Regions from separate parts of the Mus musculus genome. Here region 1 is linked to region 2. The links are chromatin loops, found by intact Hi-C in ENCODE. Cell type or tissue: heart. All regions are shown on one strand. Links, peaks and the distances in the headings refer to the core of each region. The heading gives the core; the rest is flanking DNA.

Region 1 (15,919 bases), core at 5,197-13,196, 65 kb before region 2:
AGGCTCCCATGAGCGTGGTAAGTTGTTTCAGGTCACAGGACCTGCCAAGAAGAAAGCTATTGATACAAATAGGATTCCCTTGATCTCTGGTCAGAATGTTATCTGGATAAATAATACCATTCTTGTACACGAATGAAGGACTTTATAGATACAAGTGAAAAATCTGAACTTGGATAAGAGTCTCTCTCTCTCTCTCTCTCTCACTCCTGATGAAAGGAGTACGTTAAGATCTTGTGGATGACATCACTGTTGTGGCACACACCAATCATTCCAATACTTAAGAAGGCGAGGCAGGAGGATTACGATTTCAAAGCCAACCTGGGCTAAATAAACAATGAGATTCCATCTCAAAACCAACCAACCAAACAAACAAACAACCAACCAAACAACACCCAAACAAGATCCCCAAAGGATCCTTTAACAGTGAGAACACACTGCCCGTCTCTCAATCAAGACTGATCTACTGAGATTGCAGAAAGTGCTGGGATTTAACTGATTGATACGTCTCAGCACTTTACTTCTTAGAGTCATTCAATGAACATGTCTTTTAAAAAAAAAGTCAACACCAGAACAAGGTATATCTTCTGCACACGAACGAGGCTCTCACAAAGAGCCTGAGCATCGATTTTATAAAAAATCTATCTCTCAGGCTTTGATTTTTCCCCCAATGGTTATCTCCTAGAAGCAAATTCTTCTTTTGTACAAAGTAAGGAGAGAAGATATCCAGAAATCACACTGGACACTTGGCGTTGTGGGGACCAGGAAAACACTCACCAAGTATGAGATATTGAATAAGCCGTTCCTGCCAACATCAAGGAGGACATATCTCACTAGAGCCATGGTCTTTCATCAACAGTTTACAGAAGGGATGAGGAAACGCCAAGGTGGTAAAGTTCTTGCAACGCAAGCATGAGGACCTAAATTCAGTCCCCAGAACCCATCTAGAAAAGCCAGCGATGGTGGTGCACACTTGTAATCTCAGAGCTGCAGAGCCAGAGACAAGCAGTTGCCTGGAGCTCTCTGGTCAGCCAACCTAGCCTAACTGGGGAGTCCCAGGTCCCAGTGAGAGACCCTGCCTCAATAAACAAGATGGATCCTGAGGAACACCTGAGGTTGACCTCTGGCCTCCACATGCACACATGTGCCCTTGTATACACACACATACAATTACAGTAGCTGAGTGTGGTGTGCACACCGGGACTCCAGTTACTCATGAGACTGAGGCAGGAAACCTTCAGGGTCAAATGCACCCTGGGCTCTTTATTGAGATTCCATTAAAAAAAGGAACATATTCACTAGGGCTTTTCACAGATACAATGAATAGTCAGCCAGCATGTCTGTTTTGTAAATGTGTGCTTCTTCCCAAACCTTAACCATCCCAAGAGTGGAAATGAATGAGCTGTCTGTAAACAGTTCAAGCTGTTATCTTTATGGCCTTAGCTAAGAAAACCAAACAAGGCTGAGATGAGACCTCTGAGACAAAACAGACAGAAGGGAGTGACCGGACATGTGCTATCCTTCCGCATCTTGTAGCTCTCCGATAGAAGATGGTGGATGTGGAGGGCTGCAGGCTCTCCAGAAACAAGGCATGGAGTGTGGCCAAGAGCCCGAGCCACAGGCTTAGGGACAGAGCTAAGCAGACTAGAGAGGAAATACAGCACTTGGTTTGGACCAAATCCATGCCATGTTTTTCAAACACAAGGTTTTATGGCCTCGTATTTTCTTCTGCGGCTGCCCTGGTGCTGAAATTATAGTTTTGCTTAGCTTGACTTCCTCCAGGCTGTGAATTTCCATGAGGGTGTGTGAGTGGGGCCGAGGCCGGGGAAGAACTTGAGCACAGAGGCCCATAGGCTTGGGGAAGGAAAGGCAAGAGGCAAGGATTAATCGTAAATGTTGCCGTAAGACCAGTGGAGTTATTCAGTCATCTAAACCAGGAAGAACGTGGTAGGAGAATATTTCAACACATTAAGTTGGTGAAGGAAGATTTAATGTTCAATGAGAGATTCAACATAAGTTTCCTACTTAGATTTGAATATGATATGAGGAGGACAGAAAAGTCAAAAGGATGTAGAAAAATAAAGTTCTCTCTTCACACAGTTAAAAGAAGTGGCAGGTTTGAGGATGTAGCTCAGTACAGAACTTGCCTCAGCATGCACAAAGCCCAGGTCCCAACCCCAGCATCACACAAAGTGGGTGAGACAGTTAATGTAGAAAAAGCTCCAAGTAATAAAATTGATGTTATAAAGGATTGACTAATAATGTATTTGCTTAGGGGATATTAAATCAAACCACCAGGACTTAGATAAAAGAGTGCTGCCTACAAACTCCAAAATACCCCAAAGATAAGTAGTCTGCTAAGCAGGCCAGTTAGAGATGAAGGACGTAGGATGCTAGGGTGCAATGTTTACTCACCAGGACTGACCAGCACTAGGCTCCACTCACATGACCAAGGAGACTTCTAACAACTATCCCCAAAGGTTTACCACTCAAGGGGGGCAACACAGGGTGACAGTCATTATTAGGTCTTCACCTGCCACTAAATCCCCCGTGCTCTTTTTATCAGGAAAAACATAATTCTGCCAGGTTGGCAAGATGACCCCTGGTAACAACCCCTCGAAAAGGAACATTCTTGGAGTCCTTAAAATAATCCTGGGGATATGCAGCCCCTTTGGTGGTTAAATCTCATATTTGTCTTAGTGGCCAAATTTTCAGTTTCCTGTCTCTGTTCAGATTGTTTGAAGTATCACCTGGGCTGGACCAGGAAGAGACTTAAAGATGGCAATGTCTGTGGAATGCATGAGCCTAAGGTGCATAGATGTCAGAAAATCTTCTGTTCAAGGGTGACTGTTATGTGGATGTTAGCCTCACTTGGCCAGGCAATTAAGTAAAAAGCCTTCCTTGCTTCACCTCTAAGCTGTGGAGTAATTGCTCACGGAGAAGGTATATTGTTTTCTGTAACAATGATACACTGTAACATTGCCACTTGGGAAGTGTACACAGAAAATCAGAAGTTCAATGTCAGCCTTGGCTACGTGTCAAGTTGAGGCAGCCTGGGCTACGTGTCAAGTTGAGGCAGCCTGGGCTACGAGGGGGAAGGCCAAGAGACAATGAGTATGATTTTATCAGGTTTTGGTGATGCTTTCTAACCTGTTTACCAAAGGGAGGGCTGCAGTGCTGTGTGCACTTTAACTCCTCCGTGGTTTTAAAGTAGTATGTTGTCTCTCTTTGGGTTTTCTTCATTGTTTTACTTCCATTTTTAGAAGAAGGAAGACCAAAGTGTGGATACTTCGCTCCTTCTTAGAATGGGGAACAAAATACCCATGGAAGGAGTTACAGAGACAAAGTTTGGAGCTGAGATGGAAGGACCATCTAGAGACTATCCCACCCTACCCCACCCGGGGACCCCACCAAACCCAGACACTACTGCATATGCCAGAAAGATTTTGCTGACAGGACCCTGATATAGCTCTCTCTTGTGAGGCTATGCCAGTGCCTGGCAAATACAGAAGTGGATACACAGAAATAGATACACAGTCATCTATTGGATGGAACACAGGGCCCCTAATGAAGGAGCTAGAGAAACCACCCAAGGAGCTAAAGGGGGTCTGCAACCCTATAGGAGGAACAACAATATGAACTAACCAGTACTAGAGCTTGTGACTCTAGTTGCATATGTAGCAGAGGATGGCCTAGTCGGCCATCAATGGGAGGAGAGGTCTTGCAAAGATCATATGCACCAGTACAGGAAGCCGGAGTGGGTGGGTTGGGAAGCAGGGCAGGGGGAGGGTATAGGGGGCACTGGGAATTGCATTTGAAATGTAAATGAAGAAAATATCTAATAAAAAAATAAAGTAGTATGTTTTTACTCAACAAAGTTCTTGAGTTTCATATTTAATCACATTCAGGTTATACTCGTTGAGTCAAAGGACATGGTTTTACTATCTTGCTATGGAAAAGTACACATGTGTCTCAGTTAACGTTTGATTGGCTTTCCAACAAAATAAAGAAAATTCTGTGCTCCCATTAGTCTCAGGTCAAACAGACATCTGGCTTGCCTTAGTGGGCTAGTTTAAACAGGATTTTAGCCATCTCCTTCAACATCCAGGAAAAGCTGCTATCTTTTGATAAATTTATCCCAAAGATATACTCGGACATAAGAAAGATGGAATAAACCAAGGCTATTTATTCATGCTGCTTATACCTGAGTGCTGGAATTACAGGGGTGCTCCGCCCTGTCCTGTCTATGTGGTGATGGGGATCAAACCCAAGGTTTTATAAATGTTGGGTACCAACTGAGCTACACACCCCAGAAAACATCTTAATCCTTAGCAACAGATGATAACAGTTGAATAACCCAAAGTATAGCCAAGCAGTAGGATATTTTGTAGCTATAAAAAAGAAATGGGTACAGAATAGTCTCCCAGATACAATGCTGCCTGGAAAAGTGACTGTAGAACATGGTGATAGAAACTCTCCCTATAGTCTGAAGGCAGGAGAAAGAATGTACAAATGGTAACTCTGCAACTCTCATCTCTGGGAACCCTGGCGAGCCCTGGGGAGGGGAGGCAGCTGCTGGCAAAGGCACAAACAGGCACCCAGTTGACCATGTTACTAGATGGCTAAATGAACAACCCAGAACTGAGAAGAAATGATAGCTAGGGCTGTGTGCTTGTCTGTTAAACCTACTTAGCTCATAGCTCAGCCTCCTCTGACCTCCACTGTACCATCCCCGTTCCTCAGGGAATTTCACAAGCAGTTGCTAGATTCACAAGCCTTTCATGTGTGCCAGGAGAGGCTCAGTGAGCTCCTGGTTGGCTGAAGGATCCAGGAACAAATTTGCTGGGTCAGGGTCTTGAACTGGCACTCAAGTACTAGGAGGCAGTGAGGGTTTTACTTCTCAAGGGGGTAGAGAAATACTGTCTCCTTCCATAGACACCACCATCATACCAGAACCGCTAATGTGATGCAGCCTTGTGGGCACACAGGTGCATTTGTTTCGTGTCAAGGCCACTTTGCTCTTTAGGGTGAAGTTCAGGGAGCCTACAAGGCAGTTACCATTTTGATTAGGTCACACTCCTAAGCCTCATGTACACTCTGCATTTTTATTGTCTTCTGGACCCTCCCTTGTTAAATATAATTTGTCTTTATCAGATAAAGATAGACGTCAGATGTTAGCAGAACTTCCCTCTTTTATGAGAAAAGAGAAGGAAAACATAAAAAAGGATCCTTATTTGGAATGGAAATCTCCCCACTGCCCTGTCAGCAATGAGTGGGATACTATTTATTACCCAGCGTCTAAAATTATCCCCCAAGAATGCTGAGAGGGGAAAATGCCTTCCTGGGTGGCTCAAGTGGGTGTGTGTTCTCAGAATGGCCTGGAGTGCCACCGATGCCTGGAAGATTGGGGTCATATGCTATAGGGTTTGCAATAGATCACAGGCAGAGGGGACCAGTGGAACTTACTGTAGGAAGGATACTGTAAGGTTATACTTTCCTCTGAAAGAATAAAAATGACCATTTGGGTCTCAAGGATGTGGCTGAGATAGATGCAGTCACCAGGACTATCGCCAACCCAACGGTCAAAGTTCATTTCTCTGTGTCCAAAATAATCTAATCTAAATCAGACCCATGGAAGAAACTGCAAATCTATGAGCATTCCACACCATGCTTCCTGTCCCTTGCCTGTCAGGACATTCAGGTACCTATTCATTATAAAGGCCAGGTAGAGGAAAGAGTGCCACCAAGGGACCCATCATGAAGAGGCTACTCCTCTCATAGTTAGAGGGTGCCTTCATCTTTGAAACTAGATGAAGAGCCCTGTGATGGCTCAGTGGGCTCTGATGGCCGGATGATTTGATTTCCATTCTTGGGACACACGTGGCAGAAGAGAGAACCGATTCCTGTAAGTTGTCCTCTGACCTCCATATAGATGTCATGGCACATGTGTTCAATGTGTACACCCCAACACTAAATTAATAATAATAAGCTAGATGTTTACTATTCTAGTTTATAGGGCATGTTTAATTCAAGGTTCAATTCTGCCAGGTGTCTCCAAGGTTAGTAACACATAGAAACAATTTTTCAAGTCATGCATGGTGTAGGATGTGGAGGTGAGGGAGGGAAGAGGAGAAGAGGGGGAGGGGGAGAGAGAAAAAACATACAGGAGAGGAAGAGGTAAAGGGGGGGGTAGAGAGAGGGAGAGAAGGGGAGATGAGACAAAACAGGAGAGGGGAGGGGAGGGGAGGGAGGGGAGGGGAGGGGAGGAAGGACAGGTGCATGAAAGAGATCCACTCTCTCCTGAAGCCATTTTGCTCTTTAGGACACATGACTTTTCATTTCTTACCCATGCACCTCACTAGCAATCTAGGCCAATCAAAGGGGTAAGTAGGTCTTGCATGGCTTCGGGGTAACCACTCACTCCCCTCACTCCACAGCCCGAGCAGAGCTACGTACATTCTTCACTCTCCACGGCGGCATAGTTGCCCACTTCTTTGAAGCTGATGTTTCCCAAGTGGAGAATTCCAGCCACAATCTGCAACACGAGAGTCTGCTCTTCCGAGAAGATTCCAATCACATTCATGGCGTGCTGGAAAAGAGGGAACAGTGAATCCAGTGGCTCGCTGCGTGAGCAGGTGACAGACAAGGCACAGAGTGGGCTCTACAGCTAGTGTGTAGCTTAGCCTGCAACAATGACGAGAAGTCTCCATCAAACAAGGTGATCAGTGAGCTGGGTAGTCACTCACTCTGAGTGTGTGTGTGTGTGTATGTGTGTGTGTGTACATGTGTGTACATGTGTGCATGAGTGTATGTACATGCTTATGTGTACATAGGTGCACGAGTATGTAGAGGTCAGGGGTGATGTTAGGTGTGTCTTCCTCATTTGATTTCCATGCTTATTTATTTGAAATATGATGATATCTCATTGATATGAAGCTCTCTGATTTGGCTAGACTAGATGATCGACAAGTCCCAGGGATCCTCCTGGCTCTGCCTCCCCTGAGCAGGGATTACAGTGTATGCTGTCATGTATGCCCTCCTCCTCCTTTTCTTCTTCCTCCCTCCTTCTCTTCCCCCTCCTCCCCCCCACCTCCTCGCCATGGGTTTTGGGAATAAAACTCAGGGCCTCAAGCTTATGTGGCAAGCACTTTGCTGCTGGAACCATCCCCCTAGCCTGCATATGCTCTTAGAAGCCCTGCTGGAACGGAGAGTCTGTTTTTAAATACACCGTGCTCTCTAGGAACACCCTAGACCTTAGAGGACCTCTAAGAGGAAAGACACTCAGGGGACAGGAGCCCAGGCACAATCTTCCAGGTCTGTCCTGTCCCGTGTATGTTCTGGCTGCCAACCCTCCCCAAGGACACTCCCTCTCCATTTCCAAGCAGTCCAGGAGGTCTTATGTCATCTTCTCCCTTGTGGGGGAGGGAGAGGGATAGATTTTATCAGCAAAAACATCTTTCAAAATCTTCAGGACCTACAGACCATTTAAAGGCCAAGTTTCTGAGTCCAGTAAATTAAAATGGCTAAGTTTTGGATTTCTGTAACTTGAGAGAGCTCCTCCCTGGGTCGGTGCTGTACCCTTCGTCCACAGTTTTTTTTTCCCTGTTCCTTAAGGCTGCGGCTGAGCAGCCTTGGGACCTAGCACTCATCTGTCTTAACGTCCTGACACTGCTGGGCAACACCAGCTCCCCCACACTGATCCTCTGCTGCTCATTCTGGGGCCCTCAGTTCTCAGTGGATGAACAGGCCTGAGCTTGTTGTTGACTGAAACGACCATGTCAGTGCAGACTTTGAAGGATAAGTGGAAGACAGGTCTACCTCCAGACTGCTCTAGGGTGGAAGATTTAGATTATCCCACGCAGGTCATAAACCCTCCAAACCCAAATGCTGTAACCATGACTGTAGCATGCACATGGTGTGACCAGCGCGGTGTGAGCACAATGCTTGTCTTCTGACCTCAAAACTCAGAATGAGGAAAGAGAAGGAGATGAAACAAACAGAACTCAAAAAGTGTTTTTGAACTTTTCTTTGTGTTTTATTTCTCTGGGTTTTGTTTGTTTGTTTGCTTGCTCCGTTTTATAAGACAGGGTCTCACTATGTAGCTCTGGCTGTCCTAGAAGGGGTTAAAGGAATGTGCCACCACTACACCTGACCAAAACCTATTTAGATTTATTTAGAAAAATTTGCCTTTGTGTATCTGTGTGCGTGCATGCTACACGCCTGCAGGTACCCACAGATCTCAGAAAAGAATATTAGATCCCCTGGCGGTGTGAGCTGCCAGGTGTGGGTGCTGGAAACTGAACGGGGGTTCTCTGCAAGAACTGCAAGCACTCTTCCTGCCCAGCCATCTTTCCAGCCCCAAACACTGCTGATGTTCAACTAAGACCATAAAGTGGCTGTGGCCTTTCTAAGGAAGAGCTAGCTCTCCAAGAATTGGCTGCTCAGCAAACAAGCAGGCTAAACCCACCCCCTCAATCATTTTAGCCTGTTTATCAGAACACTCCTGCTGGAGGCTATTGATGAATTTGCTTTTTACTCATCTCAAACCATTACGTGCTTCTCAGGAAAAAGTGGTGTGTGTGTGTGTGTGTGTGTGTGTGCGCGCATGGCTCTCCAAGGTGCTGAACACAGGTTTTCAGAAATGTTTACAGTAGCTGAGGGGGCAGGTTACACTGCTATCTGCTTTGTTGATCTTTACTGTCCTTTGCATCAGTTGAGACTGAGGCAGGGGAGAGGAGACAGGCCAGCCTTGGACCCACACTTACCAGGGTTTCCTGGAAATCCCGCTTGTCATCAATGTCATCCACCTTGTAGGACCCCGAGAGGCTCAGGTAGTAATAGTAGTCCATGCTGGTGATGCCAAGGCTTTGCTTCTGCTCTGGAGAGGCACCCTCAATGAGCTGCCACGAGAGCACACAGGATGTGGTCAGGACATGGTCTACAAGCCACCCTGTGGTTCTGGGACCACCATCCCCAAGCCCAGGTGGGGATAACTCTCTAAGCTCGTAATCAAAAAATCTCGTGATCCTAGCCTCCAGATCCCAAGGATGTTTATAAATAATATCTTGGGCTTAGGTACCTTAGCCCTAGATCAGTCTGCAAGCCCCAGCTTTTGTTGTTTTAATGTGAATAGCTGTGGCCTGATCTATGTATGTGCACCACATCCACACCTAGTGCCTGTGGAGGCCAGAAGAGGGCATCAGGTCCCCTGAAACTGAGTTATAGATAAATGAAGGTGAGTACCATGTGGGTACCGTGTGGGTTCTGGGACCTGAATGTGGTTCTCTAGAAGAGGACTTAACTACCCATCCATCCATCCATCCATCCATCCATCCATCCATCTCCAACATCCAGTTCCTAACTCTGATAAAGCCTGAGAGCGATCAGGCTTTCTTCCTATCAGTAAGAGAACTGTATTTATGACCCTATGGGAAGGTAGAATATAAAATAGACCACAGCCACAGGATTCCTGCTCGCCTTAGCTCTTCTACACTTCTCATCCCAGGATGTGGAGTTCAGAGTGGCCATGCATCCTTTCTCTGGTGTTCAGAAACCTCCTGATCTACTGACTATCCTTGGTTTGCTTCGGGCTTACAGCTGGAGATGAGAGCTCTTAGCCACCATACCTGCCACCTGTGGCCATGTGGTCCCGACCCAGGACTCTAACCCTCTGAACTGTAAATACAAATAAAATCTTTCTTCCATAAGCTGCCTTGGTCATGGTGTTTTACCTCAGCAACAGCAAAGTAGCTAAAACAACCACAGTGCCCAGTGTAGTCTGGGCTGGGGCTTGGCCCTGGGGTTTTGTGCATGTTAGGCGAGCACTCTTTGTGAATATAGGTATCACTAATCTCCCAGAAGCCTTGTCATCTGTGCACTTTCCAACAAGCAGGTACTGAAGGAATTGGTTGCCATCACTGTAAGCATCTTCCATAAATTAATCTAGAAATGCCTGAACAAAACCAAGCCAAAGAGAAACCCCTCCTGGGCGTTTCTTGCTGTGGATTCCATTTCTATATACCTAGGAACATTTTCCTAAGTAGCCAAATTGGCTAGATCTAGAGGAACCCGCCTGTGATCTCAGCTACTTGGAGGCTAAGGTAGGAGGCTTGCCTGGGCTACCAAGTGAGTTCAAGGCCAGCCAGGTAACTTAGAGACTGTCTCTAAATGAAAGAAGTGAAAAGAGGACAGAGGAAATGTCTCTGTGGTAGAATGCTTACCCAGCACATGGGAGGCTATGGGCTAACTCTCCAGTATTGGGCAACAACAACAACAAACAACTAACAACTGAACTGATGATTGCTAAAGCCTGAAACATAACTTAAAAGCATCTTGGGCTGAAGAGATGGCTCTGTGGTTAAGAGCACTGACTGCTCTTGTAGAACTCCTGGGTTCAGATCCCAGCATCCACATGGTGCCTCCCAACCATCTTTAACTCCAGTTCAAGGGTATCTGACACTCTTATGAATTCCACGGACATTAGGCATACATGTGGAACACAGACATTACATGCAGGTAAAACACTTACACACATAAAATAAATAAATCTAAAAAAAAAGAAACAAAACCATTTTTTTTAAAGGCACCTTGACCCAGACTCAGCCTGGGTTCTGAGGGTCTGGGTAGAGGCAGGCTGGACTTGCTCTGGGGATCCCGAGCCCGAGGGAACACGCTCATCTAATAGTGTACTGGTTGCAGGTATCTGCCCTGGACACTTTGTTCCTATCACCTGACTTCCTGGCTCACCCCCTCCTCCCATCTCTGCCTAGGGTGCTCCCTTGCTTAGTCTTCCCTGCCTTCCTGGGCTCTAACTCTTCCCACACAAATTCCTATTTGGCAAATAATCAAACAAACACTCCCACTTCTGTTTTGAAGTTTGTCAGCAATTTATCCTAATTAGAACTCAACCCTCCTTGGGGACAGGGACATTCTCATGTCCCTTCTGTACACTTGCACAGAGCACAGAGAAACCTTTCTGGGCTGGTTCGATTACTGAATAAACCTGAGGGGTGAGGTAAAAACCGATCACGTGATCACTCTCCTTTCCGGTTGGAGATCAGAGGCCAGCCTTTGGGAATTGGTTCTTTTGCCACGCGGTCCCAGGAATCGGACTCAGCGTTGGCTCCAGGTGCCTGTTTCCTCTGAGCCACCTCGCTGGCCTCCCAGTCTTGTTTTTTAATACGGAGAAGGAAAAGCTATGGAGGAAAACCTGGTAGAATATGTGGAAGCTCCGTTCCCCCGGGTTCCGCATCACCACTCTGGACTTTTCCAGAAGGAAGTTGGAGATCTTGCCACCATCTGGTTCCCCACCTGGACTGAACTGGATTTCAAAGTATTTTCCCTGCAAGAAAATTAGCAATTTCCTTTATCATCCGGTAACCAAAAACACAGTGCTCCAAACAGACTTTGAATACAGGGTATAATTCAAGGAAATTCATTAATGGAAGACATTCTGGATTATCCCCAGCCCTGAGCTAGCCTTATTTACTTTCCTGGTGGCAAACAATACCGGAAAGCTTGGCAGTCCCATGATTATAACAAACAATACTGGAAAGTTTGCCAGTCCCACGGTTTTGCATTCAGAGGCTCAATCCCTATGGCCAGACTAAATAAGGAGACTACATTCCTCATTCATTCTCTCCCCGTCTGTGTTTGTCTGAAGAACAGGACAGGAAGCTACATAGCACCAAGGTTGCCACACTGTTCTTCTATCTAGAAGGATGTATCAGTCTTCAGCCAGTGGCATCTTGGTTATCATTCTCTGTAATGCTTGCCTATCTAAAATACAGAAAACGGCATATGGCTTTAGACTTATATTTTTTAAATAATTAGTGAGATTATCATTTGATGCTACCAAGCATGGCACACACATACACACACACACACACACACACACACACAGAGAGAGAGAGAGAGAGAGAGAGGGAGAGAGAGAGAGAGAGGGAGAGAGAGAGAGAGAGAGCCCCTTTGATGTCATTGAGCATAACACAGAGAAAACCTATCCTTCCCCCCTTTCCATTAGGGTTATATGATTATAAATGCTGGGCCCTTACTATGTCTAAAGATCAACTGAGTTATCCTCTCAGAATAAAAAAAAAAAAACAAAACAAAACACCTTATCACAGGAAAAGGCAAAGGAAGTCATAACGATGTTTTCCTGCTGTTTTAGGAAGAAGGGTGTGGGTGGGCAGCTAAAGGGTTACAGTTGACATGTCTATTTTTGCAAGGCAGGTTAAGAATGATAATTAGAGGCAGAAAGGTCATGTGGAAAGTTCATTCGCAGTGTCTTTCTTCTGTCAGTATCTAGAAAGGTCAGAATAAAACATCCCAAGTACTGAGCTGAAAAAAAAAAAAAAACCACTTAGAAGAAAAAGCAAGAAAATAAACTGGATTTCCCCCAGACAATGGGGAGCGTGAAGCAGGTCTCACAGACAGGCATCAGCAAACTCAACTATAACTGTCTGGGACCATAGGGAGACTTCTCTTGGAAATAAAACCTTCCTTTCTGAATAAAAGCTAAAGTCAACCTGGTAGTATACATTGGTGATCTCAGGGCATGAGGCAGAGACAGGTCATCCTAGGCTACATAGAGAATTTAAGGCTAGCCTGGGCTATGGGGGGGTGTTGCCTCAAAAGAAAAAGGATGAAATGTTTTTTCTGTTTTGGGTTTTTGTTTTTTGTTCTTTGTTTTTGTTTTTTTAAGATAGGGAGTCTCCATGTAGCCCTGGCTGTCCTGGAACTTCCTCTGTAGACCAGGCTGGCCTCGAACTCACAGAGTTCTGCCTGCTGCTGAGTGCTGGGATTAAAAGCATACCACCACTCACTGCCCAGTGTAAATGCTTTTTTTTTTTTAAGTGAAAAAGAAACTGTTTTTTTCTTTGAAAGTCCCACCCACTATTCATCTTGAAGCAGCCCACTGTCAGCCTCACAGATGGCTCGTCTGGGTGCCAGACAGGCTGTATGGTCGAAATAGGACACTAAATCTATAGGCATTTGGTTTTGGTTTGGTAATACACCTTTGGCCTTTTCGAGTGGTCACATTTCAGTACCCCACTGCCAAGACTTTTAGTCAGAGACATTTAAGAAAGGCATTCACAGAGCTGCAAGGATGACCTTGTCCTAAGCCTGGGTGCATGGAGTCAGGAGGCACCAGGACCAGTGGCTCTTCATTCTATGAGCATTCAGCAAGCAAATTCAGAAATCTGGAGGAGAGGCAGGCAGAGGCCTAGGGGAGGAAGAGTCTGTCCCAGGTGCTCCCTCAGTCCAAGTGTGCTCCCTGCAGACCCAGCTCCACGGAACAAGTCCCCTCAAGCAGGCCTGGACCTCAGGCTTGCCCTAATCTTCCCCCTTCTGTCCTCCAGGTAGCCTGCACACCTCCCTAGGACCAGGGCAACCCCCTTCATCAACTGTAGGTTTCCTTACTGAAGTAACTCCAGGGAGGAGCCATTTCTGAAACTGTTTTGTTTATGTCCAAAGCACAAAAATAATTTCTGCTTAGAAGAGTAAAGAGAGATAGAAAAGCCTGTTTCTCAGGATACGGGAAACGCTCCCCAGCATGGAATCAGGACACTCACAAATCGGCTGGAGTTGTTGTTGCGCACTGTCTTGGCGTTTCCGAAGGCCTCCAGGAGCGGGTTGGATTGAAGGATGATGTCCTTCACATGCTATGGCGGTAGACAAGAGGGGGGTTAGGAAAATAATGGATGCTTAGCACACGATGTCAAAGTCAACTTTCCCCAAAGTCCCACTTTCTGGATGTTAAAAGGTAAGAGGATCCAGTCATGTATGTGTCCTGGGGCATTTCTGGAAAATTCATTTTGATTTTTGCCTTGTTTTATTGAGACAGGATTTTACACTGTAGCCCTATTCAGCCTGGATCTCACTGTGTAGAGCAGGCTAGCCTTAAACTCAGAGAGATAGATCTGTCCCTGTCTTCCAAGTTCTGGGATTAAAGATGCACATCCCGATGCCCAGCTGTTTTTTTTTTGAAACAGATTGACATGTGGCTCAGGCTAGTGTCAAACCTGATATGTAGCTGAAGGTGACTTTGAACCCTAGATCTTCCTGCCTCCACTTCCCAAGAACTGAGACTACAGGCACGTGCCACCACATGTGGTTTATGCCGTGCTGGGACTTAGGGGGAGTCAAAGGCAGGGCTTTGTGCCTGCTAGTCAAGTACACAACCAACGGAGCTACTGCTCCTGATTATGATTTATTCTTGCACTGCCACAGACCTAAGCGTACTTGTATAACCAGGTTTCCCAACCCCTCTCGGTCCGGAAACAGGATCCCAAAGCTGAGATGTTACCAGGAACCCAGAATCTACACAGTCCGGGATTGGGTTTCCATTCTCCCTGCTGTGACTCCCTCCTGCACATCTGGGTGCCTTGGTGATCACAGAGAAGAAGAAAGAGAAGCATGAGGAAGCCTCTTTGCATCTTGCATTCTCCGTTGCATCCCCCCCAACTGTTTCTTTTGCAACAGCAGAGGCAAGACTTATCATCGAGATGGCAACCAACCATCTTCTCCTTTCCAAACATCTATGAAACATGATCTTGTGTGTCTCCAACTTTAACTGTGGGGGGTGACGGTGTGTCTTGCTAAAATGCAGAGGTAGGTTTGGTAGGTCTGGAGCAGGGCTCAGGAATCTGCATTTCAAAGCAACGCAGTTCCCAGGGAGCTTTGCAGCAGCCAAGGCTGAGTCTCAGGACCCACAGGGTAGAAAGAATGAACCAACTCCCTTAATGCTGCTGCCCCACATTACTGCATCTTCTAGCATGAATTCACACTCAGGGCAGCCAGGAGCAACGCCAGATCATGTGACACAGCTACCAGCCAACAACAGGAGAATAATTTAGTGTGAACACTCCAGGCCTGTGCCAGACTTACAAGTGTGCAAAACACATCACAGGCACGAGGCCTCTCAGCTGATGGGGCCAGTGCTGCAGAGAGGCCTTTGGACAGTGACTCACTCCTTGTATGTCTAATTATTCACATGCTATGGCTAAATGTGTTCCAGAAATAACAAGTCTCCTGGCTTGTGCTCTTGAGCTACTGACTAATTTGAAGCCAAGAGTTCTGGATCAATGTCCTCAAAGGAAAACAGGAAGAGAAAAATCAACATTAACCGTCTGCAGCTTGGCCACTGGGTCATCGGACATAGCGAATGGGACTAGACGAAGGTACTAAAACTGACTATGGGAACAAGCCATATACTCCTATGGTACCCTTGAATGAACATCCCAGCAGAGAGACTGGCACAAGGCTTGAGGGTGCATTCTGTTCCACAGAGGCAGTGATAGCTACGAGCACAGAGGCAGACTCTGGTGATTGTCTTCATCCAATCAGACGTAGCGCCACACCTAAGCTGCCTCTCTCCTTTACAACCCAGGGGCTGTACATAAATGTTATATTTCATTATAAAGTAAATTTGGAATTCGTGAATCTTTGCTATTCCTTTTAATCTTCTGTTTGCAAACTAGAAATGATACTCAAGTTTCTCTCAGGGAGCCAGAAAGAAAAGATCTTGAAGCCCTTTCCTTAAAAAGAATAGCCGTATATTATTATTGTTGTTGTTATTAATCTACTGAATTGCTGGGATTAAACAAACTCAGGATAACTGATTCAGGCATGGCAGACATGCATTCTTGCTTTCTTCCCTTTTATTAATTTTTAAAAGACAGTCTCATATAGCCCAGACTGGCCTCAACCACACTACCCTGAATTCTTTATTTGTCTGCTCCATTTCCCAGTGCTAGAATACATTCGTGTAATCACTACATTTAGCTTATGTTGGGGATAAAATCTGGGGCTTTGTGCACACTAGGGAAGGACTCATGCCCAGCCAGAGAAGCTTCCTAACGCTGAGCTGCAAGCTCACCTCAAGAGATCAACTTCAGCCCTTAAGTGGGGTTCAGACTAC
Region 2 (15,919 bases), core at 4,359-12,358:
TCTTAGTACTGGAGAAGCAGAGGCAGGGGCATCAAAAGTTCAAAGTCATCCCCAGCTATACAGTAATTTAGAAGCCAATCAAAGATAAATGAGACCCTGTCTTAAAGAAGGACCAAGGAGGGGCTAGAGAGATGGCTCAGTGGTTAAGAGCACTGACTGCTTTTCCAGAGGTCCTGAGTTTAATTCCCAGAAACCACGTGGTGGCCCACAACCATCTGTAATGGGATCCGATGCTCTTTTCTGGTGTGTCTGAAGACAGCGACAGTGTGCTCACATACGTGAAAGAAATCTTTTTTAAAAATTAATTAATCAAATTTAAATTAAAAAGGCAAGTCAAACTGATCTGCTTATTCATTCCTGTGTTCATTTATTGCTTCATTCAGGCGCCGTGTCAGGAGCTAAGCACTGTTCTAGGTGCTGAGTAATGGACACAGACCATGTCTGGAGGGCTCCTGCTTTCATGGAGTTGCGTTCCCCTTGGCACTGGAGAAAATAAACAGAAAAACTAAAGCACATCGTAACAGATACTGACAAACACTCCGGAGAAAGGATAGGAGGTGACGGAGATGGAGGTTAAGGATTCTCTGAAGAACTGATTTTAGCAGTGCCCCGGTCAAACAAACAGGGAGAAGGACTCCAGGGGACAAAGAAAGCCACAGGGGCAGCAAGATGGGGCTTCTCCTGAGGGCTCAACTAGGAAAACTGGGCAGCTTGGCAAAGCTGTGCAGTCATTCTCTCAGCACGCCTACCCTGGAGTGTTGTAAATGCCCAGGTCAGCGACTCTAGTGTTAAATGTTTACCATCAAATCCTGAGCAGGGCAAAGTCAACACAATCATGTTCACTTAACCACGTGACCTAAATGGGCCACATCCACTCCAACCCCAGAATGCCAGGCTAGACCTTCAGAATGACAAACTCTGGTCAGTGAGCTCTCTCTGTGTTCTAGGACTGCCATGTAAAGTGCTTGGCTTATGAACATGAGGAACGGAGTTCAATGCCTAGAACCTACGGCTAAAAATAGAAAGAAAGAAAGAAAGAAAGAAAGAAAGAAAGAAAGAAAGAAAGAGAGAGAGAGAGAGAGAGAGGGAGAGGGAGAGGGAGAGGGAGGGAGAGGGAGAGACAGAGACAGAGAGAGAGAGAGAGAGAGAGAGAGAGAGAGAGAGAGAGAGAAAGAGAGAAAGAGAGAAAGAGAGAAAGAGAGAAAGAGAGAAAGAAAGAAAGAGCCCCAGGGAGGTAGGAACATGAAGACTGACTGGGTCTAGCCACTCCAGAACAGGGAGACACCCTAACCCAATGTGATGGTTTGTATATTCTTGGACCAGGGAGTGGCACCATTTGGAGGTGTGGTCTTGTTGGAATAGGTGTAACCTGGTTGGAATACGTGTGTCACTGTGGGTGTGGTCTTAATACCCTCACCCTAGTTGACTGGAAGTCAGTCTTCCACTAGCAGCCTTTGAATGAAGACGGAGAACTCTCAGCTCTGCCTGTGCCATGCCTACCTGGATACTGTCATGCACCCACCTTGATGATAATGGACTGAACCTCTGAACCTGTAAGCCAGCCCCAATTAAATGTTGTTTTTTTTATAAGACTTGTCTTGGTCATGCTGTCTGTTCACAGCAGTAAAACCCTAACTAAGACACCCAACAAAGTGGAAGTCCTGTGAGATGGCCCACTAGGTAAAAGTGCTTCCTGCCAATGCTAATGACCTTAGTTCAATCCCCAGAACTTGAAAAGTAGAAAAAGAGAACAACTGTTCTCTCACCGACACACATGTACTTTCACATACACAAATAAATAAATGCAATTTCAAAAAAGAGAAAAAGTTAAAACCCAGAAGCATTCCTGAGACTGATCTCTGGCTTCCACACCCCTGTGCGTCTCCCACCCAGACACAAAGTGGCCTGGCAGTGGGGGAATCACATCTTTAATCCCAGCAGCACTCAGGAGGCAGAGGCAGATGGATCTCTGTGTTCAAGGCCTGGTCTACAAAGCCAAGTTCCAAGACAGCCAGGGCTACACAGAGAAACCTTGTTTCAGAAAACCACAAAAAGAAAAAAAAAATGATGTCAGATGGGGGAAAAAAACATAAAATAAGCCTGAAAATCAGAAGGTGATAAAGGAGATGGGAAGCAGAGATTGAGTTCAAAAGCTGATTCCAGATTTCCAGCAGAAATACCTCCTCCCCACACAGAGCACAGACTATCTCATTGCTGCTCACTGCTGAAACTGAAAGTCTGTAGTAACATGCAAGCGATATGAACTATCCAGCCTCTGACGCCAACTCAGTCACATCACAGAGAATTCCAAGCAGGCATAGAAAACCCTCGGCAGTTATTGCATCTGGGCCAGCAAGATGGCTCAGTGGGCAAAGGCACTTGGCGTCTAGCCGGAGTTCCATTCCTGGAACCAAAAGATGGAACAAGAGAACCAACCCCCTCCAGGTTGTCCTTTGACCTCTGCACATGCTCTGTAGCATGTGCACCACCTGTCCCTCCCTTCTTAAAAGGAATACAATAAGTGTATTTTTTTTAAAAGAATCACTGGGTGGTAGCAGCACAGCCCTTTAATCCCAGCACTTGGGAGGCAGAGGCAAGCAGATCCCTAAGTTCAAGGCCAGCATGGTACTACAGAGTGAGTTCCAGAACAGCCAGGGCTACATAGAGAATCCCTGTCTTGAAACAAACAAATAGATAAATAGTAGATAAATAGAAAAAGAAGAGGGAGGAGGGAGAGGAGGAGAAGGAGAAAGAGGAGGAGTGGAGTGAATCACAAACAGGAGAAGTCATGTTTGCACCTGACTAAGCAGAAGTCTGACCTGTCTACAGAGCCTCAAACCATCAATTCTTTTCATTGGTCAATCATGCATCTGCTAATCATGTACAGATTTTTATCAGTTGCCCCTGATTATGTCAAACTGACAACCATAGTGACATTTGAGATGCATGGATTCTATAGAACGACCCTGCCTCTTAGGAGTCACTTAGATGTTTGCATCTGTTGCATCAAATGCAGGTGCCTCGCCCTATGGAAATGGAGTGAATTTGCACCCAGTGTCCATTAGTCCTTCATCTCCCTGCAATCTCCCTGCTTCTTGTTCCAAATATGAAAAGCATATGAACAGAGTGGTGATGCTTGTTGCCTAACTGCCCTACTGAAACACTTGCTAGCTGAACTTGGAAATTAATTCCTTTGGCTAATAGAGTGCACCTATCTATCCTGGGAATGCTAGCCTGGTTTGCCTCTCTACTCCACTTTTCAAATTCAGGGAGGCACGTGGACTTTCTAAGGTCCCTGTGTCCTCCTGTCTTGCCTAGACCCCATACAGCAGTGTCTCAGCCTCTAGGATAAGATGCCTTTACGATTATGCAGTGAAATTCACATGCAAAGCCCAGCTCCCTCACCAGCACCCCAGGTTCTTGCCACTAGCCTAGCTGATAGTCTCTGGAAAGTCTGCCCCTGGTCATAATACTGCTACCCAGAGTGAATGTTCTGTGTCTCTATCTAGTCTGTGAGGACCTAAGGCGCACGCCGCCTCTTCACCAGCCACAGACTCCAAGGAATCTTCTCCTTTCTATTCCTACATCATACTCAGTTTATTTATACCTCTTTCTCTCTACCATCGGAAGCCATTTGAAGCTGACTTTGCCTCAACCCTGTGCCTGGCATATTCTAACAAAGAGCCAAGCACATAAACAGCTTTGTAAATGTGTGTCCAATGAATTCATGATTGAAAAAAGAATCACTAAGGTTGAATCATCCCAGTGGGTTGCTGGGAGATCAGATTTGAGTTTAAGATCCCAAATAAGTTTAATCACCGAAGAGGGGAAAAGACAGAAACAGATACCACTGAGAGGGAAAGAACGAGAGGGAGGCTCAGAAAAGAAACAAATAATCACCTCACTTGCGTTTGACTGGACCTGTCTTCCAAGAACCCCTTAAACAGAACAGCTAGGCTAGAAGATGGGATTTGTGTGAAAGAGATCAGAGTCGGGGTTAAATAGGAAAAATAGAAGCCATCAAGGAGGGCCAGGAAGGCTGGGCTGAGTGCTTGGCACAGGAGACAGGAAGCAGGCGGCCGAGATGGAATCTCCATCAGAGGGTGCAGTCCAGGTCACACAGAAAAACCACCCTCCTTCCAAAGGGAAGAAAGGCTCAAGCCACTGTCGCCAGAGTCTCACTCAGCAAGCAACCCACCACGCAACCCTGCATGGTGTTGTCACCGGCTTTGGGGGATGTACCTCTGTTTAGCTGCCTAGCCTGATAATAGCCATGTTGCTTACTGTGGGGTTATTATTAGGCTGGGCTGTAAGTCTCTGTGTGTGCTCAACCTCGCCTACCAGAAAACAAGAGAGGGCAGGAGGAGGGGACCCAAACTAGCAGAGCTGCTGAGGCTGCTTTTTTTCATCCCAGAGCCGGGAGAAAACAAACAGCCCTATAAGATCCCAATTTCTAAGCACACTTAAAGGTAGCAATTCCAGCCTAAATGCCCCTGGGCTTGGTAATGTTCCACCCTAGTGAAAGGGCAAAATTATCAGGGCACAGAGAGGCCAGAGGCATCCCGCTGTGGATGAAGGGTCCATGCCAGCTTCTAAGTAAAATGAAGGATTACAGTAATTCAGCCCAAAGCGATTTCCCGTTTTAACTGCTGTTTCCTGTTTTCCACACCGGGCCTCACAAGGATCTTTAGAACCGAATGCAGGGTTCCCAGGCCATTCCCTTCACTGGGGAACATTCTTCGCCATTCACTCATCACTGTGTTCAATACGGCAAGTGGACTGTTTTCCTACTGACCTCAATGTGCGGCCACCATAACTTCTATGGAGAGGATTCTTGCCTCTGCAGGGCAGAGTTGAGCCAGTCTCTGGCACCGTGCACTTCTCTCCCTGGACCCAACTGCCCTCCAAATGGATCAGCAGCCACCAGCTGGGTTGACTGGACTTGGGAGGGGGTTGCAGGACAACAAGGGAATGGAGATCTCTTCTCTCTGGTTGTAGATGGATGCATCCCAGGACAGTAAAGATAGCTGGCCAGTCCTCCCTCCCTCCCTCCCTTCCTTCCTCCCTCCCTCCCTCCCTCCCTCCCTCCCTCCCTCCCTCCCTCCCTCCTTTTCCCTCCTTGTTGGTTTTTAAAGGCAGGATAAAGAAGATATAGGGGTTTTGTTTTGATACAATTTTTAGCTACAAAAAGTTACAAAAAAATACATTAAAAACTCCTTACACTCCATCCATTTGCAACCCTGCTTTCTTCTTCCCACTCTCTGCCAGGATTCCTCCAGAAGCATTTAGGAAGGGGACTGGGGCTCAAAGAGATGACTTAACCTTTAAAGGCTAAGCTCCCAGCTCAAAAATATAAAAAGAGGACGGACACATTATGACCCCTGATCCTTACCTACAATATATACCCTCCTAAATAGGGTGCTTTCTTATAACAGAAGGTCAGGAAGAAACACAGATGCAATTTCTTTTGTGCCTCTCCAGAGACACTAATGGTACTAATGGTGTCTCTCCCAGCGGTCTTTCTGCCCCTAGTTCCGGATTAGTAATGCGTTACATTTCATTGTCAGACCTCTTTCATCTCCTTTCATTTGTAACAGCTTTCCTTTGTCTTTTATGATTGTTGACATTTTTAAAAGAATTCAAGCCAATTATTTTAGAGAATTCCCCTCCCTGTTTGGTTTGTCTGATGTTTGCTCATAATTAGATTCAGTTCTTGTGATTTGGGCTGGAATTCTAGACAAGCAAATGGGTGTCCTTCTCAGGGCATCATGTAACATTAGGGGGTACTAACAGTGTTCATCCTATGAACCTGTCTATGTCCAAGCCTGTTTTCTTGAGGAATAATTTAGAACTTTTTTTCTGTTGTCACTGACAAGTGTACGTATGGGGAGATACTTGGAGGCTACATAAATTTCCTATACCTTAAAGATTTACTGGCTTTTAATAAGATTAAAACTTAAAACCAGTTGGTTCCCGTTTTGGAGGAATGCATTCCTCCTAGGCCCAGAATTGTGCAGACAGACAAGGGCTAAGTACCATTTATCTGGGCTTCCCGGTGCCATGGTAGCTGATTTCCTCACAGACTGCTGGGTCCCAGGGAGGGCAAGGATGCTGGACCGAGAGATATGCTGTTCATCTGCAAGGCTGTCTTCCACCTCCACAGGGCGGGAACAAGACGCTTTAGAAGCTGAAAACCAGAGCTATGACTCAAGCTGTGTCTTAATGCCAGACAGCACTGTCCAAAGACTGAGAGGAAATCAGCTCAGACAATATGCAAAGCTGTTACATGCATGGCAGTAGATAGCTAGTCATTCATTGGAAGTCCACCCTTCCTCCACCCAGTTCCTCTCTGCCTCAGCTACCAAGCCTTTCAACACCTACCTATTTAAAATGTGGAGGTGGAAGAAGCCTTCTGGAAATGGGTTGCTTAAAGTCACGTGGGGATCCGGGGATGAGAATAAAGCAAGAGCCAACAAGGGGGCCAACACTTGTCCCTAAGCCATACTAGAAAGTTCTCTCCCCAGGTGTGTATTCCAGCCACTCACGTTCCCACAGGGAACTGCTACCTCAAATTCCTCAGGACTCAAAAACACAAACAGCAATGGCACGGCAGCATTCTTTAATGACGGCTGTGCACGCTCTTTCAATCTTTCCCATTAACCACAGCCTGGTTTTCCTACCCATTCAAATAACCCGTCCTTTAACCCAGGCATCAAACTTGTGCTGGATACTCTAATAGGCCCTGGGGATATAAGGTTTTGTTTTTCGGTTTGTTTGTTTGTTTTAAGACACAGATGTTCACAAATTAATTACTTAAATCCGCATTTACAGTCCCATTGTGGTTTGTTAACACGAGATTCAATTCTTTCACAATATAAAAACACCGCAAGGAGCTAGTGACTTAGTCAGGAAAGAGAATACAGACGTAATTCACACCAAGCTGTGAAATAGTACTCTGGGTTGCCACGTAAGCTGAGAAGTTGCGAGTCTACACACACACCAGTGATCTTCCCAGACAGGTAAACCCTAACTTGATGACCCTGTTTAGAGAGCGCTCTCCCTAATTCCTGTGGCTTTTTTTCTTCATTCATTCCATTTAAATCAAGCTGACTAAATTTTCTCTAACAAACTTTTTTTTCTTACTCTAACAGTTTTCTTCCAAAACTTCAATGCCCAGCTGCAAACAACGGTGACATTTGATGTGAGATATAACATCTTCCTCTGACCACAGGGGGTTTTAAATATCCTGCCTGGAACCTGGAAAGCTGTAATGTAACGTAAGATCTTCGTACTGAGCACTAAAACAGCAGTTTTTCTAGAGACCAATTAGCCACTTGCTAAGGAAGGCAACATCAGGAAAAGCGTCCAGTGTTAAATATCCTGGCCTCTTTAGTCCTCCTGAATGCCTTCTAGGCAAATCAACCGGTGTGTCCGGCTTAACCAGTCCCTGGACAAAGGCTGTGGGTGGAGAGGGGTTTCCTGTTCCCTAGACACTGCCTGCCTGGTGCTCACTGAAGGCCACAGATGCCTAATCCAACAAGGATCCCAGTGCAAACTCAGAACCATCCACACTCACCACCAACTTCTCTGGGCGCCATCCACCCTTCCACTTCCCCACTTCCCCAGCTCCCACACTCACGGGTTTAGTCATAAGAGGAAGTGGCTCTGAAGTCCCCATGTTGTCACACTTTGAAACCTGGAAGTGGCCCAAATGCTAGAAAGGGGAGTTGAAGGAAGGCGGGCGACCATGTGCTGCTCTGCTGATGTGAAACACCTGAGCGCACCTTCCAGACAGCAATCTTCCAATGTTTTAATTTTAAAAGAAATTCCCAGGTGGCTCTGAGGTTAGGAGCACTTGCTGCTCTTCCCAAAGGACTTGAGTTTGGTTCTTAGCATCCATGTTGGATGGCTCCTGAGCCAGCTCCAGGGGATCTGGCATCTTCTGGCTTTCAAGGGCACCTGCAATAATGTGTCAGGGCCCATGAGTGAGTGCACACTCACACACATATATGAGTAACTAAGAATAAATTGCTAAAAATAAAAACCCGGAAATTACCAAATTTCCCATCTCAGTCTGGAAAATGGGTTTTGAAGAATTCTGGCAGACATTCCTAAGAGGCTCGAGGGTCATCTCTAAGAAGGTACCTACATAGTAAGGTCAGCTTCAGAGGGAGAAAAACAGCTTCTTTGGAGAAGGAGCTATCTATTTTTTTTAAATCAAAATTTAGCAGGGCCGGCCTGTCAATCCTCAGGACTTTATCTTAAACTCTTCCTTAGCTAACTGCACACGAGCTCATGTTTGCTCACCCTAGAAGTATCTATCCTCTCGAGTGTGTGAGGTAGGGAGAGATTCAGACACTGACATTTTTATCTACATCTAAGCACCTGTAAATAGATTAACTGTAATGCAGCAATTTATGGCCACCAGTTAACTTTCTCAGGTCTGCCTGCCCGGGAAATGGCACCCCAGCCTTCCCGGAGCAGGTAGTAATCATCCTATTCCTGGCAGTACTGAAAGCTAGCCTTCTTTGAGAAGACCTTATTCCCTGGTTGGCTTAGCATGGATCTTATCACTGGAAGGTCTAGGTGAAAGCGTGCGTGCAACCCTTCCTTCCTGGACTCCGAGGCTGTGATGGGTAATTAAGAAGGCTTCTCTTGGGTGCTGGGATATTAAGTCAGTAACAGACACTTTCCTTGGGTATTTGAAGCAGCTTTGTTTTGGCTAAATTCCCAATTCCTCCAAGACCTGGCAAAGAGAAGAGGCTTAAACTAAAGCCTGGGTGTGACCTTGAACTTGCCCTTCTGCCCCGTCCCAGGTGGGCGGCTAGAGGAGTTACTGCTGTCCCTTTCCTCCTCCCTGGAACACTAGGGTGAAGGCTGCTGGGGATGACCAGGGCTGCACAATGCCTTGGTTCTAGAGTTTCCCTTCAGAACACTGAGGCGCAACAGAACCTTCATAAGGGATGTTGGGGGAAACAGCTCTCTTCTATTTAGATGGTACAAAATGAATCAGCAGTGACATTTGCCTCCATCCAGATGGATATGACCCTGGGTTTTAGAGCAATTTTCTGGTAGGTTCTGCTGAGACTGCCCTCTGCAGCTTCCTGAGCAGATACAGCCAAGGATCAACTGCTAGGCTCCCAACACTCCCAAAGCTTAGAAATATGTGTGGGGGCTGGCAAGATGGCTCAGGGGGCAAGCACTTGCTACACAATCCTATCGACCCATGCTCTATCTCCAGACCCGACACAAAGAAAGCCAGCCACAGCGGTACACATATGTCATCCGAGTGCTCCTATGGTAAGATGGGAGGTGGGGAAGGACACAGGAGAATGACCAGAAGCATCCAATCAAGAAACAAGAGAGGGCTGCCTCACCAAGGTGGAAGGAGAGTTGCAGGATCCTGAAAGCTGGCCTGACCTCCATATGCACAGTGGTACTCATGCCTGCATGTGTGAGCACATGTGCGCACGCACACACATAGAGACACACACCCTCTCTCTCATACATACATTCTTACACACTCATACATATATACTCACATACACAAAATATTAATACTTTTTATAAAGAATGGATTGTGAGGTCCTGGGCTCCATCCCAGGTTGGGGGGGGGGGCGGGAGGGGACTTTCATTCCTTTTGTTGTTCATTCTTCCTATTTTTGTTGAGATCATGATGCAAGTCATATCATTATTCAACTATATCAATTTACAGGTCAGGAAATTGAAATGTTCAGAGGCAAAGAAACTGAGCCAAGCTGACGAGGAGGTCTCCAAATGAATCCAAACTTAGAGAATAGAATCAAACCTCCTCTAGCACAAAGCATCTTCCCAGCAAAGAACTCCAGGAGCCCACAGGTGCCTGGCTGAGCTTTAGGCTGCTGTGCACTGCACAGGGGAGACCTCCCCAGGCACAGCCAACCCTCCTCCTGTAGAGTTTGGGTTGGGAGGTCTGGGCAGAGGGTCTCCGAAAGTAGTATTTGCACTAGGTCTGCGATGTCAGAGAACACAGCGTTTCTATGACTACAAGAGCTGGCAAAGAGGAAAGAGAGCCAATCCGTGGGAAGAAGCAGGGGCCCCGCCCATCTGACACATGAGAACCTTCCTGGTGCGCTGTGGCATCTACAGGAAACTTGGTTTCGTCCTTGCTTAGACAAAATGATAAATGGCCTTCCTCTGTCTTCCTCGGCTGGGGCTTCAGAGTGACCTTGCCTGAGGCCTGTGTTCTGTGAGAACCAGGCCAGCTTGAGCAGCACGGTAGGCTGGCCCTGTCACTGGTTCAGGACGTCCTCCCCTTTACTTCTAAAGACAAGAGTTGAGGAGAATCATCCTGTAACAATTTAATTGAGACCTCTGCTTCATGAAACCCAAAACACAATCAGGTCTAAACTGCCCTCAGGCTCCCAGTGACACAAGCCTTGAGTCACAAGTCTTCTTGCTGTGACTAGCTCTTCCTCTCTTTAGACTGCCCTCCCCCTGCTCTGATGGCTCGTGGGCTCAAGGAGGTTGACCCGAGTTTTGTACTTCCTTTCCTTGAGTCATTTGCTCTCTAGCTCAGCTAGGAGCACCTGAAGGCTGGAATTCAAAACAAAACAAAACAAAACAAAACAAAACAAAACACCACCTTTCTCAGACTCCCAAGCACCTAGGTGTGGTCCCAGTGTTTTAACTGGGGAGGTGTGTCCAGAGTTGCAGGGCGTCTCACGTAGGGAAGGTCGTGGACAGACCTCCTTTCTCCTCCCTTGCTGAAAATTAGAGGGTGGTGACCTGAGCTCTGCCATGGGTCCATAAAGAAAGGAGCCACACCCTAAGGTGGCAGGGCAGGAAACGGGAATCAGCCTGGATCCACATGAATTCAGAGATCCAGACACCAACTGAGGGTACCCGGAATGTCAAGTGGGAGAGAGAGAAACACACAGCGCACTATAACCATCAACAGACTCCCAATTCCTCAGGATGAAGCTTCCTGGTTAAACGTGGAACCCCCAGGCCCTCCTGCAGAGTCTGGCTTCCCCAAATCTTTGCCTACCATGTTTTGCATTGGGTCGGTAATTCCAGTAAATGTATTATTTGAAGAGACTGAGTTTTGTTATGTTGCCCAAGGTGGCCTGGAACTCCCAATCCTCCTACTTCACTCAACTTGGTGATGGGATTGCAGGCCTGGCTTAGTTTTTGCCATCTTGTTTGATGCTTTCCTAAGAGCCCAGAGCTCACTGACAGGGCCCCAAAGTGAGACTAAAGAAATGTCTGTTTTGAGGAGCACTTAAAGACTTAGCCAAGCATGATAGTGAAAATGTACAATCCCAACACTGGGGAGTTGAGGGCAGGGTGGGGTGGGGTGGGGTGAGGAGCAGCCCTCTCAGGCCTGAGACCAATCTAAACATCTTAGCAAGATCCCGCTATCACACTAAAATAGGCAACAAACACGGCTCAGTGTACAACACGCTTGCCTGTAATCTTGAGGACCTGAGTTCAATTCCCCAGAGCTCAAGTGAGATAAAAGTTAGGCGTGAAGTCTTGAGATTATAATCTCCGCACTGGGGAGGCTGAGACAGGTGCCCTGGAGCCTGCTAGCCAGCCACTGTAACCTGCCTAGTGAAAGATCCTGTCTAAAAAATACAAAACAAAATGCCCAAGGAATGGCCTCTGAGGTTATTCTCTTGCCTGTACACATAGGCACACAAGGAAAGACAGAAACACCATGATGCAATCATGTTTAACCTCAGTGCTTCATCAAGTCATTCCTTCTTGGCCTCCCATGAAATAGCTGCATCTGTAGGTGGAAGAAAGAAAGCATAGGGTTGTTGCACAGGTCGGCAGAACCTCGAAAGTTAGATGTGTGATTTCCCCGCCATGATGGGCTGTTCCCTCGAAGGGTGCAAAATGCTTAATTTGTAAGAAAGCTTTTTTTTTTTTTTTTTTTTTTTTTTTTTTCTGAGACAGGGTTTCTCTGTGTTCCCCTGGCTGTCCTGGAACTCACTCTGTAGACCAGGCTGGCCTCGAACTCAGAAATTCACCTGTCTCTGCCTCCCAAGTGCTGGGATTAAAGGTGTGCACCACCACGCCCGGCATAAAAAAGCTTTTTTTTTTTTTTAATGTTTTTTTTTTTTGGCCTTTGCTTCAGCATGTGCCTTCCATTTGCAACACCATTTGCACTTTACAAAGCATTTCCTTGCCATATACAACAGACAGAAGGGTCATCTGTTCTTCGTGGTGTCACTCATCCAAAACAACATAGACAACTCTACAGAGGGAGGGACCTTTGCTCTCCTGCGGCCTGGACTTTACCCTTGCAGCCTGGGGCTAAGCCTCTCTATGGAGAGTGGGGTGGAAGCCAGTAGAGAGAGATGGGGGGCAAGGAATTCCCTGCAGGAAGAAGGAGAAAACATGGAGGTGCTGGTTAATCTTGACTGCCAACTGGACTAGATATGGAATCACTCTTTATAGATGTACATGGAGCAGTGGTTGTGGCTGGGAGGACTGTTCTAGATTCGATGAGAAGACTCACCCTAGATATAGGTAGTCCCATGTCACGGGCTGGGGAGAAAGTGAGCCTAGCAGAGCGTCCACCTCCCTCTATTGGATGAAACATGACTGGTTGCCTCAAACTCTCCACCATGGACTGTTCCCTCCCACCATCAGCCAAGGATTCTTTCTTCCTAAGGTTGCTTTTGCCCTGTATTTTCTCACAGCAATGAGAAAAGCAATTAATCCAGAGACAGAGGAGGAGGAGGCAAGCTGAAGACCATCAGCCAAAAATGTAGGCTACTGCTTTCTAACAGCAAACTGAAACCACGTCCAAGGAAGCTCCCAGGACGGCCTGGGCAGTGGCCAGGCTCAGGCACCTCCAGCAACAATGGAGTAGGGGATTTTGGCCCAGACCTCCAGCAGCTGTGTGAGTGCCTGAGGTCCTGGGAGGGTGAGGCACAGTAGAGTTGTTTTCTTTTAGAGGAAACACTGGAGGCCCTAGTGATGGACAACGGCATCTGGGGGGATCAGCCAGTGTGGGAAAGACAGGGCCTTGGCCTCTCTGCCTCTGTCTCGTGACTCTGTTTCCCTGGCACCTTCAGCTTTGAGGTCTGCTTCCATTCTCCAGGGGCCTTCACCCAGTCCTTAGAGTTAGCAATCTGGAGACCTACTTCAAAGCAGGTGAAGGTGAATGCTGACATGGAGCTTGTCTTCTGTCCTATGTACTTTTCCTGTTCCTGTGAGAGATTACCATGACCAAGGCAACTCAGGGAGGAAAGAGGAAGCCAAGGCAGGGACCTAGAGGCCAGGAGTGAAGCAGAGACCAGGGCAGACTGCAGCTTCCAGGCCTGATCTCAGACTCAGTCAGTCACCTCTGTTAGGTAGCCCTGGCCCACTTGCCTATGGTTGGCACCGTCCTCAGTGAGCTAGGCTCTCCCGCATCAATCAACAATCAAGAAAATGCCACGCATTCTCGTGTCCAGTCTAATGCGGTCCTGGGTTTGATTCCCAGCATCTACATGGAAGCTAACAACCATCTGTAACTCCAGTTCCAAGGAAACCAATGGCCTAGCCTCCAAGGACACTGCTCCCACATGGTGCACAGACACCCATGTAGGCGAAATACCCACACACATAAAATAAAAAAAGCAAACATTCAAAAATGGTTGAAGTGATTTAAAATAATTAGCCGTCACATCCTCTGACGTCTTCATGTGTACCCTGGCATATGGACACTGGCACTGATTCATAATAGTGCACAGAGGGGGAAGGGGAGAGAGAAGGAAGGGTTAGGGGGAGGAAGAAAGAGGGGGATGGGGGAGGGAGGGAGAGAAAGAGAGAAAGAGAGAAAGAGAAACAGAGAAACAGACTTCCAATCAAAATTTCTGAACTTCCTTTTGAAGTTTGTATGGCTTCCATTCTATTCAAAGCCAGGGTCTCCAGACTATTTCAACAAAACAAGCCCAGTTGTCATTTGTTAAACACCTTCCCACCCAGAGTCCAAACCCCTTGTATACCACGCAAGGCCTTCACAGGCCCAGCCAACCTTCTCCCTAAACTCCCCACGCTTAGCTCCTTGCACACGGACCTTGCGATCCAGAGACCAATTGTCATGCACAGCAAACAGTGTGCACAGAAACGCCCGAGAGTGGACCTGAGTGTCCACTACCAAAGTCATGAGTGGGCTCCATCCATGACTTCAGAAAATGTCAGAGTTTATCACAGCAGAAGCAGAAACTTGGTGTGTGAGGGCTCCAGGCTCCCCATAGCGGCTGAGAATGGCTGTTGATGAGACAGGAGCACAAACTACTCACCCTGAATCTTCACCCACTCCATTACTGATTTATCTACAACACCCTTCATCTTGTGCTTGGTTCAGAGAGACAACACATGCAATAAGCCACACTGTTCCTTCAGGGGGATCATTACAGGACCTGGAGGATACCAACATCCTTAATATAAAAGATGTACTGTTTGTATATAACCTGTGCACACCCTGTTAAATACCGGAAATCACCTCCAGGTCACTATCACTGCTCATCACAGCATAAATGTATTTAGCTGCTGTCTGTATCATCTAGGGAACGGAGATGAGGAAAATGTCTACACATGTTCGGTACAGATGCGTTCTTGTTCCTGAATATTTTCAGCTTCCAGCTCATTGTGTCTTGTTGGGGCCTGATAAGACAGGTTTGTTTTCATTATCAAGTCAGTGCCTCATAGTTGGGGAAAGTACTGGCATATATCACTCTACACATAACACAAGACAACAGATTCAATTCTAAGGTCTAGTTGAAAAATGGAAAGAGTTCAGAGGAGGGAGAAGAGCTCTGCTGACAGCTCAGGAAAGGTTCTGTGAGAGATGGGGACCTGGTGTGAGCCCGGAAGATGCAGATGACTTACTCAGCCAGATGGAGGAGAGGGGACTTTCCAACAGCAGAAGGGTTCCCCCATCACTGCTGGGAAACAGCCCTGGCAGCCTAGTTCTTCTTTAGTTCTTTTGTTTCTGGAGTGGTGGGGATTGAACCCAGGATGTCTGCCATGCTAGACAGATTCTCTACCCCTGAATTATAGACCCTTGGTAGTTAAGCACCAATCTTGATCATCATAGTTCACATGAGGCTTCTGCAACCTTGCTAGAGATGGAGAGTCATGGGTCCCACACCTTAAAGAAAGATAGGGTTTAGGCGAAGCAACCTGGTCAATTCATCCATGTAGCTCTGATGCAGAGTGAAATGTGTACACACACTCTATTGTAAAAACGTAGTAATATATATACATACATATATTATACATGTTTGATACATTAGATATTTATTTTATGTGAACATTTTACATGTCTGTGCACTACACATAGGCCTGGTGCCCACAGAAGTCAGAAGAGGGGGGTCTGCAACCTGATAGGTGGAACAACAATATGAACTAACGAGTACCCTCAGAGCTCATGTCTCTAGCTGCATATGTAGCAGAAGATGGCCTAATCGGCCATCATTGGGAAGAAAGGCTCCTTGGTCTTGCAAACTTTATATGTCCCAGTACAGGGGAACGCCAGGGCCAAGAAGTAGGAGTGGGTGGGTAGGGGACCTTCAGGATAGCATTTGAAATGTAAATGAAGAAAATATCTAATAAAAAAAAGTCAGAAGAGGGCATCAGATCCCTTGAAACTGGAGTTACAAATGGTTGTGAGTCATCATACAGGTGCTGGGAACCGAAGCTGGAATAGGAATACAGGCACAGAAACTTCCCTTGTCACCCTGTCACTTGTCAGGGACCACTGTGGAGATGGAGCATGTATTTCCACACAGTAGGGAGAAGGTCCGTGTCGGGTGGTTTTTGCGCTTTTCTTTTGAGTGTGTGGGCCCTTACTTCACTGTTCCCACTCTTGTCAAACAAAGGCTGGCTGTCCTCTCATGTGAGTTGGCCCCAGAGTCCCTCGTTAAGTAAACCAGGG

What was found. A loop is a pair of places that touch in the nucleus more often than their neighbours do. Peaks named below come from ENCODE experiments on the same cell type or tissue, not always from the same donor. Only the 100,000 strongest peaks of a DNase experiment are listed, where the experiment ranks them.
Region 1: it touches region 2 in a loop (3.0-fold over the local background); 6 of 42 quality-filtered maps call a loop at or near these places.

Annotation. Positions count from the first base shown.
Region 1 is chr9:70,317,811-70,333,729 of GRCm38, reverse strand. It overlaps Myo1e (myosin IE), which reads right to left. Exons shown (of 28, transcript NM_181072.3): 6 at 13,572-13,661; 7 at 11,207-11,338; 8 at 8,763-8,897; 9 at 6,454-6,586. Among named protein-coding and RNA genes, the nearest start is that of Gm40531, 27 kb to the right of the region's middle. In heart, for the core only: a CTCF peak has its summit at 9,181 (motif pointing right); DNase peaks (open chromatin) are centred at 5,369 and 7,319; H3K27ac peaks cover 325 bases.
Region 2 is chr9:70,252,201-70,268,119 of GRCm38, reverse strand. The region is part of intron 1 of Myo1e (myosin IE); the gene reads right to left. Among named protein-coding and RNA genes, the nearest start is that of Gm26849, 17 kb to the right of the region's middle. In heart, for the core only: no CTCF peak of the experiment used is centred there; DNase peaks (open chromatin) are centred at 6,201, 7,519 and 10,099; H3K4me3 peaks cover 827 bases; H3K27ac peaks cover 1,344 bases.